3 separate regions of the Homo sapiens genome follow, and regions 2 and 3 are each linked to region 1. The links are chromatin contacts, found by Hi-C in ENCODE. All regions are on one chromosome and are shown on one strand. The core of a region is the stretch at or near the end of the contact, and the rest is flanking DNA. Distances in the headings are between cores, read along the strand shown.

The links. Hi-C counts contacts between places; a loop is a spot of excess contacts on that map. Pooled maps may share reads with other maps.
Region 2: a loop to region 1 is called in a pooled map, with 9 times the contacts of the local background. The contact joins two enhancer-like sites. A Hi-C loop is called at or near these places in 2 of 37 single-sample maps with no recorded cell type and 3 of 50 pooled maps.
Region 3: a pooled map shows a loop between it and region 1 (4-fold over the local background). The contact joins two enhancer-like sites. A Hi-C loop is called at or near these places in 2 of 37 single-sample maps with no recorded cell type and 2 of 50 pooled maps.

The regions. Positions count from the first base shown.
Region 1 is chr7:5,229,930-5,232,505 of GRCh38, reverse strand. WIPI2 (WD repeat domain, phosphoinositide interacting 2) reads right to left here. Exons shown (of 13, transcript NM_015610.4): 13 at 1-1,671. The coding sequence ends at 1,559. Among named protein-coding and RNA genes, the nearest start is that of WIPI2, 41 kb to the right of the region's middle. RefSeq lists an enhancer at 400-549. Within about 2 kb of position 1,250, at least 10 of the 41 ENCODE cell types and tissues checked have a DNase peak (open chromatin) inside an H3K27ac peak, as active enhancers do.
Region 2 is chr7:6,728,453-6,731,028 of GRCh38, reverse strand. No RefSeq gene overlaps it. Among named protein-coding and RNA genes, the nearest start is that of ZNF12, 23 kb to the right of the region's middle. RefSeq lists silencers at 449-498, 909-1,018 and enhancers at 1,169-1,378, 1,430-2,405. Within about 2 kb of position 1,273, at least 39 of the 41 ENCODE cell types and tissues checked have a DNase peak (open chromatin) inside an H3K27ac peak, as active enhancers do.
Region 3 is chr7:6,254,992-6,257,567 of GRCh38, reverse strand. All of the region lies in intron 1 of CYTH3 (cytohesin 3), which reads left to right. Among named protein-coding and RNA genes, the nearest start is that of CYTH3, 16 kb to the left of the region's middle. RefSeq lists an enhancer at 883-932. Within about 2 kb of position 1,250, at least 15 of the 41 ENCODE cell types and tissues checked have a DNase peak (open chromatin) inside an H3K27ac peak, as active enhancers do.

The sequences.
Region 1 (2,576 bases), core at 1-2,500:
TTTGAAGGAAAAGTTCAATCAGCCCACTTGCACCTCTGCCTAATGCAGATGTTGTGTGTGCCGCACACCAGCGGCTGGGAGGAAGCCGGTGTAGGTGAGTCGGACTCCAGCGTCCCCTGCATTTAGTTTGCCGTAAAGCCAACCCAGGAACACTGGGGCATTTCACCGCAGCCGCTCAGCTGAGGGGACAACTCCCCTCCAGCTCTTCGCCCAGCGTGACCATGACAACCATCTGGAAACAGGCGTCCCAGCCTTCCTCGGTTCAAAAACCCCAGCCTGCAAAGGCAGGGTAAATAGTTTTTGCCTTTTCCCTTCTATCCGTAACTTCCACCACTCCATAGATTCTAAAACCATCTCTCCTGCCATTAATGCCACTTAAATGCCCTCGACACTTTGGCTGCTGGGTGCCTTGGTTTGGAATGCAGAGTCTGAGGTACTTGAGGTTGTTTTAATTCTGTAAATATGAAAAGGGAAGGGAAGCGAGGCAAATACTGAAGCTTGCAACCACAATCTCTCATCGGTTTGCTGAGGAAATTTTCTAAGATGAAAATAGAAAGGCACATGACGCCCTGTGAAGGACGTGGCCCAGCCGCCTACTCTCTGTTGCTGTCTCCCGCTACGACCTCTCACACAGGTAGGAAGCCCCTGCGGACAGCGGGGCCAGCGAAAGGACAGCTCAGACGGCCACCACACTTGAGTTCTGTGCTTTCCTGGGCATGGGAGGAGCTACAAACTTTACTTAAAAAAAAAAAAAAATCACACAGTTTTTCAACAGGAAGAGTGAAGTAGAAGAACAGATCATTTAATTATACAAACAAAATCGCTTTCCTTTGCTCCAGCGAGTCCAGGCAACCTTTCAAGTTCATTTGCTGCCTGAAAGAAAGGTTTTTAGTATCAGAAAGAACCTCGCTGTCCTCCAATATCCACAGGGAAAACAAGATCAGAAACAAAAGTCCACCATGGAAGAAATCCCAGAGCGATCCAATTTGGAAAGAATTTAATTAACAAAATAAAACGGAGGGAAAATGGTCCAGGTGGGGCCCTAGGGAGATCGGACTTCTGTCCCAGCTGAAGTCTGCCCAGCACACCTGGTGGGCAGCCCCTGGGCCTGTCACTGCAGAACTGGCCTTGACAAGCAGACCCACTGTGCGCGACGCCACGGTTTCCTTACGCACTCGGCATTATGTACAGATATGAAAAAACCCAACGGCAGGTGGCTGGAAAGTGGCTTCTAGCTCCCCTATGCTGGCTTGGCACGTTCATGCATGCAAAGCGAGGAGGTTTTGCGGGCTTCACCAAACAGTTAATTTTGGCAAAAAGAGAAAACAAACAAACAAAAAGCTAAAATTCATAAGCAGGATTTAAAAGCCACTGAAGTGAAAATGATGTATTTCCTCAGCGTTATGGAGTTAGACTACCACTACAATCTTTTTTTTTTTTTAATAAAGTCTCTGCCATCCTCTCCCCCGACTCAGGTCAAAGTTCATAGCAGCAATGCACAAAGTCCTCTGTGAAGCCAGTGTTCTCTGCTCCCCGGGTCAGAGGTCACAGGTCAAGTTCAGTCAGTCCGAAGAATCATGGGCGGGTGCTCGCTGTCCTCATCCAGGCGCAGGGCGCTGGCCTCGTCCTCCAGGCAGGCGCCACCCACAGCACCCAGGTCGTCTGTGTAGGCTGCAAAGAGACGACGAAGTCACCCTTCAAAGGCTGGGGACACACCACAGACCCCATGACACACACTGAGGACTGTGTTTTGGAAACACTGGTGTATATTTATAAACTGAAGCCTGTACTAAGACGTTCTGAATTCTGATTGCTTTCTAATGAACTCTTTGCAGCCTTAGGCAGCTCGAGATGAAGTCATTTGTTCTCTGACATTCATAAATGTCAAAATGATGCCTGCACAGTAAACAGAGGCTCCCTCATGGACGGGCCACAAACTCTCTCAAGCTGGTTAAGAGCTCAAAAATAACACCAGGAAAAAAAATGACACTAGGAGACTCTCAGGGTGGGCTCATGAACTGGAAGTGCCGGTTCACAGATGGGAGTGGCAGCGAGCAGGCACAGCCCTGCGTGGGTGCAAAACCACAGGCTCTCCCACTGGAGTGCGAGTTGGCTTTTTTAAGAAGGTGGCTCACATAGCCAAGGCTGTGGCTGGAGGATCTCATGCATGGGTCTTAGTGCTGCCGCCGGAGGGGAGCCCATTGGCCTCATTCCCCTACAGCTTCTGCACTTCACAGGCCCAGCATGAAGGCAGTACTCGATGCAGATTTGCTGAAGGACGAAAAAGGTGGGAGGGAAAAGACTGAGGCAAAACCCTTGGCAGTACTTTTCAGGGTGGTATCTTGGCTGAGAGGTGGCCAGTCTGGGCCCAAGTCACGTGACCCCAGAGTCACCTGAGCCAGGATGACATTTTCTTTAAAAACGGAGAAAATGAGCCTGGTACGGTGGCTCATGCCTATAATCCCAGCACTGTGGGAGGCTGAGGCGGGAGAATCACTTGAGCCCAGGAGGAGTTTGAGACCACCCTGGGCAACATAGGGAAACCCCATCTCTCCTTTAAAAAAAAAAAAAAAAAA
Region 2 (2,576 bases), core at 24-2,523, 1.5 Mb before region 1:
GGGATTACAGGTGTGAGCCACTGCATCCGGCCCGCATTTTCTTATTGTCTCTTTAAACTGCTTAAAATCAAAGAAACCATAGGAATTGAGTATGTGAGCTCTCAGAAATGAAATGAATGTGTATAAAATATGGTTTTGTTTCTAAATTATCTAACTGAACTTGGTTATTGCTGCACCTAATAACCTTCTACTAAGAAAACTAGGATACGGGAGAAAGAACACTGGCCTGGGAGATAAGACTCCTGAGTTCTACTATGAGCAACTCTACCCACAAAGCCAGTGACCCGGTCAAGTCACCCACCTGCTAAGGCCCAGTCTCTTCCCCTAGCAACTGAGGCAGCAAGAGAGAATCCCTGCAGACTGTTCCTGCATTACTACCAGTCTCCAGGGCAGATCTAAGGGGGGAATCAGCAGACACTTAAATGAGAGAACAGAGATGCTGACGGACGTTTAGAGGCGGTCGAAATCTGGAGCACGGAAAGGAGGAGGAAGGGCTGTTAGGGGTTAGTGGGGAGTGGAGACGACGTCTGCAGCTGAGGCTGGTGATACCCTCCACGCCCCCGTAAGCCTCGTCCTCCCAGATATTCCCGTGCAGCGCCTCAAGGCCAAACACACGCCTCTCCTGCAAGCGATCGGACCCTCCCCCGCCTCATACTCTAAGGTCCCGAACATACGGTGACTTCACCCAGGCCTTTCTCGCTCCGGGCCCGAAAACCCAAAGACTTACCCTCCTGGGGCTCCCCAGAGGCCGGGGCGGGGCTGCTGTCGCTGGCGCGCGTCTGCTCGCGAGGTCCCCTCTTGTCCACCTCACCAAGGCTGTTCTGCTCCTGAGGGGCCCGGGCCGGGCCTACGGGGCAAATCCAGGAGGGTGTCCTTCCCGGGGCCCAGATCCGCCTCCCTGGGACTCACCGTACAGCGGCGGCCTGGGCCAGGCCCCCAGGACACACACGGGCCAGGCCCGGTTCCCGCCGCCCCTTCGCCTCCGCCTCCGCTGCCACCTTCGCCACCTCCCGCCCGGTTCCCCTGGCCGCAGGGCCGCCGGCTCAGGGGCTCACGCTCGGGGGTCCCCGCTCAAGCCTCCACCCGGCCCGTGCGAACCCTGGCCCACATAGCTCCGCGCCCGCCTAGGTGCTGGCCTAGGCGCTCAGCGTCCAGCCCCGCAGGCTCAGCGATTCTCGTCCACTGGGGGCCAAAGCCTGGGAACTAGAGCAAGCGGTGACCTGAGGACACACAGGAAGCGATGGCAGTGCGGCGGCAGCGCGCATGTGCGAACACGCACCCAGGGAGAGGCGCACACGCGCAGGAGTTCACCGGAAGTCCGCCTCCCAGGGCCCACCGTTGGTCCCAGGACAAGGGCCGGACTCTATTTCCCATGAGCCTACCAGCGCCCCCCAACTTTAGGGGCCATTTCAAATGTCTCTACCCCGTCTAAAGGTTAAGAAGCCCCAGGCTATATGAGCTTCGGCAGCCCTGATCCCCGGACTGAACTTCGCATTTGTCTTTATTCCCTTTTAGGGTCAAGTCCAGGGCTGCAGTGACTGGGTCCTGGAGCCCAAGGCCTCCAGGTTAGAACCGAGTTTCCCATAACGAGAAGGAAAGGAAAGGGTGTATCGTGGTCACTGCGCTGAAATGCTAAGAGAAGTTTCACTCAAATACTAGGACAGGATAAATGCCCAGCGATGCTTTCCAAGGAAGAGAAAGAAAATAGAATTTGTGGCCGGGCGCGGTGGCTCACGCCTGTAATCCCAGGACTTTGGGAGGCCGAGGAGGGCAGCTCGCGAGGTCAAGAGATAGAGACCATCCTCGCCAACATGGTGAAACCCCGTCTCTACTAAAAATACGAAAATTAGCTGGGCGTGGTGGCGCGTGCCTGTAATCCCAGCTACTCCGGAGGCTGAGGCAAGAGAATCGCTTGAACCCGGGAGGCGGAGGTTCCAGTGAGCCGAGCTCGCGCCCCTGCACTCCAGCCTGGCGACGGAGCGAGACTCTGTAGCTTTTCTAGATCACACAGCAAATGCCTAAAAACTGTAGAGAAATCAGGAAATACACAAATCGAACAAAGAAAAGATACCTGTGATTTCACCTTCCCCAGGAGGATTATGTTTAGGGTTAGGTTATGTTGACCAAAAAGACTCAAAGTTTGTAAAGAGTTTTATTCTGGGCCTCCTATTTGAGTGACCATGGCTGGTGACACAGCCTCAGGGGGTCCTGAGAACGTGAGCCCAAAGTGGTTGGGTTACAGCTTGGTTTTATACATCTTAGGGAGACAGCAGTTACAGGCAAAGACATAAATCAATACATGGGATGTACACATTGGGTCAGCCTGGAAAGGCTTTCAGGTCACTAGCAGATTCAAAGATTGGCAGTTGATTCAGAGTTAAGTGTTGGCTGAACAGTTGGAAGATGACGTAAAGAAATGGGCCATTGCGGTGGCTCTTGCCTGTAATCCCAGCATTTTGGGAGGGTGACCTGGGAGGATCCCTTGAGGCCAGGAGTTCAAGGACAGCCTGGGCAACACAGCAAGACCCCCATCTCTACAAAAAAAAAAAAAAAAATTATCCAGGTGTGGTGGTGCA
Region 3 (2,576 bases), core at 1-2,500, 1.0 Mb before region 1:
AAAACAAAATACGTTTTCGTATTCTTAGAAATACATTGTTTCATTTGGCAAATCTTTATGTGTATTTTAACGTGTACATTTAGAAGTATGCAGTAATCAAAGGTGGCATTGGCAATTTAATATTCTGTTAGAAGACAGGACTTCCTTTTAGTTCTTTACAGAGAGGAAATAAAATAATCAAGAATGTCCTTTTCCAAGTTTCAGTAATTAGATTAAAATTTTTTTGAGTTGAGAAAGGATCAGACAAATGAATTCAGTTTTGTTTGTGTTAGAGTATGGGAAAATTGAAGAATTTTAGTGTCTTTTGAATGTTTGGCCTGTTCACATGATGAGGCTGTATTTCCCAGGCGTGGGAAGATGAGTGATTGTAGACTTTGATTCAGTATATGACCACACTTCTGAGAGCATGACACATTTCGAGAATAAATGATGCCTTTCATTGCCTTATGTAAAAAAAAATCTTCACGTTGGATAAGTCTTCTTCTAAAATGTTGCGTTTTCTCGGGAATCACAGGGTGTCTGTTATGGACTATGTTCCTGAAATTTAGTTCAAAGTAGTGGTTAAACTGTATACTAGTCAGATGGTTACTAGGATGTTTCAGTTTTCACAAAAGAAAGTCAAATGCCTTCTTTCCTTCCTTTTTGTGGTCAGACTGGTCTTGAAGTCTGCTAGCTCTTGCTCGCCACACGTTGTCCCGCCAGCTTCACTCTTGATGACAGCTCTCAGAGGGAGCAGAGTCCACATGGATGTGGTGTGTCCTGCCCTCCCTTGGCTCCCCCAGTAGTTGCTCTGCCTGACAAGTGCCCAGTAATTTGGCTGGACATGCAGAACATGACTTTTTAATTTTTTTCATCTGGAAAGAACATAAGCTATTTCCCCTGGGTTCTGCTGCTGTTAGTACTTGGACATTTGTTTTAGGATTTAAGTCTCTATTACCTTCCCACTGCTTCCACCGCTCCCCACTTTTTCCTTCTCAGGAGAGGAGTCTGGGGGCTTCTCTCTTTGCATGTCTTCCTGTCAAGTATTACCTATTATGATTCTGGTGAAGAGCGGACTGTCTTGCATCTAAAGGTAATGAAGACCATCTACTTCAGAAGTCTTGTTAAGTTCTGCGCTAAAACATTTATCTCCCATTTCTGTTATACCTGTAAAGGGGAGCAAAGAATTTGTGTCTTCAGAGAGAAGTCCACTATCCTAGTCCTTTCAGCCCCCTTGAGGTTTGGTGCAGGCCTGCCTGGGAGTTCCACAAATGGGAGTGTGCTCTAGGGCCCCCTGCCTGAACCAGTGGCCAGTGACTCCCTTTGGAGAGAATATCCCGGCAGAAGTTCTCGAGTCTCAGGACTTGCTGTAGGCGGTTTTATCTTGGTTTCAGCCATCACGAAATGTAGTTGATTGGATCAGTGACTGGGAATTTCAAGAACAGATTTTACAGGAGTGCTGTTTCCTTAGAGTTGTAAAGTTATTGACAGGGCCATTTCAACTTTGGTTAAACAGATTAAAGGTTGGCCGGGCGCAATGGCTCATGCCTGTAATCCCAGCACTTTGGGAGGCCGAGGTGGGTGGATCACGAGGTCAGGAGATCGAGACCATCCTGGCTAACACAGTGAAACCCTGTCTCTACTAAAAATACAAAAAATTAGCTGGGCGTAGTGGCGGGCACCTGTAGTCCCAGCTACTCAGGAGGCTGAGGCAGGAGAATCGCGTTAACCTGGAAGGCGGAGCTTGTAGTGAGCAGAGATCGCGCCACTGCACTTCAGCCTGGGTGACAGAGGGAGATTCCATCTCAAAAAAAAAAAAAAAAAAAAAAACAGATTAAAGGTCAAACTTGGGTAGTCACACTAACCTGAGCGTCTCCCCCACATAGGGAGTCTGTAAGTCCTTAATTTCATAAGAGACTTGAAGTAGAAGCTGTTTTCTCCTGATGTCCCCAACATATCCCTCCCTCCCTATCTTGATGAGGTGCTGGACCCCCAGGACTACTGCAGTGCTGTGGTGGGGGCCTTTCTGGTCCTCAGCCCAGCTTCTTCACGGCCGACTCTGTTGGGATGCATCATGCTGGAGATAACTATGTAGCCATTCCTTCCTAAATAGTCTTAGTCCTGTGGGATTGGAGAGGCCCTCTTTTCCCTTGGGGTCTCTAGGAATTAGGATTTCAGAACTTTTCCCTGTTTGCTATATCAGGTCAGCCATTGAGGATATTTCGGGTAATTCCCCTTGTTCAAGGCAGAATATTGTCATCTATAATGTTAATGGTTCTGAGAATTTGTATTCATACTTTCTGTATGCTTACATAAGTTTGTTTAAACATTTGAGCCTGATTGGTGTTGACAAATATTTGGTATTGACATATTTTTAAGTAAATATCTGCAGCTCTGTCATTTCTAGCCTTGTGATTTTGTGTAAGTTACTTAATCTCCCTAAGCTGTTAAAAAACCGAAGTGAAATTATTTATATGAAGAATTTATCAAAAATCTCGACGATTGTAATAGTAGGCATTCAAAACTGTTAGTCATCAGTGTGTTAAGCCTCTGGCCTGCCTGTCTTTACATACTGAGTAGAGTGAGTTGGAAGAATT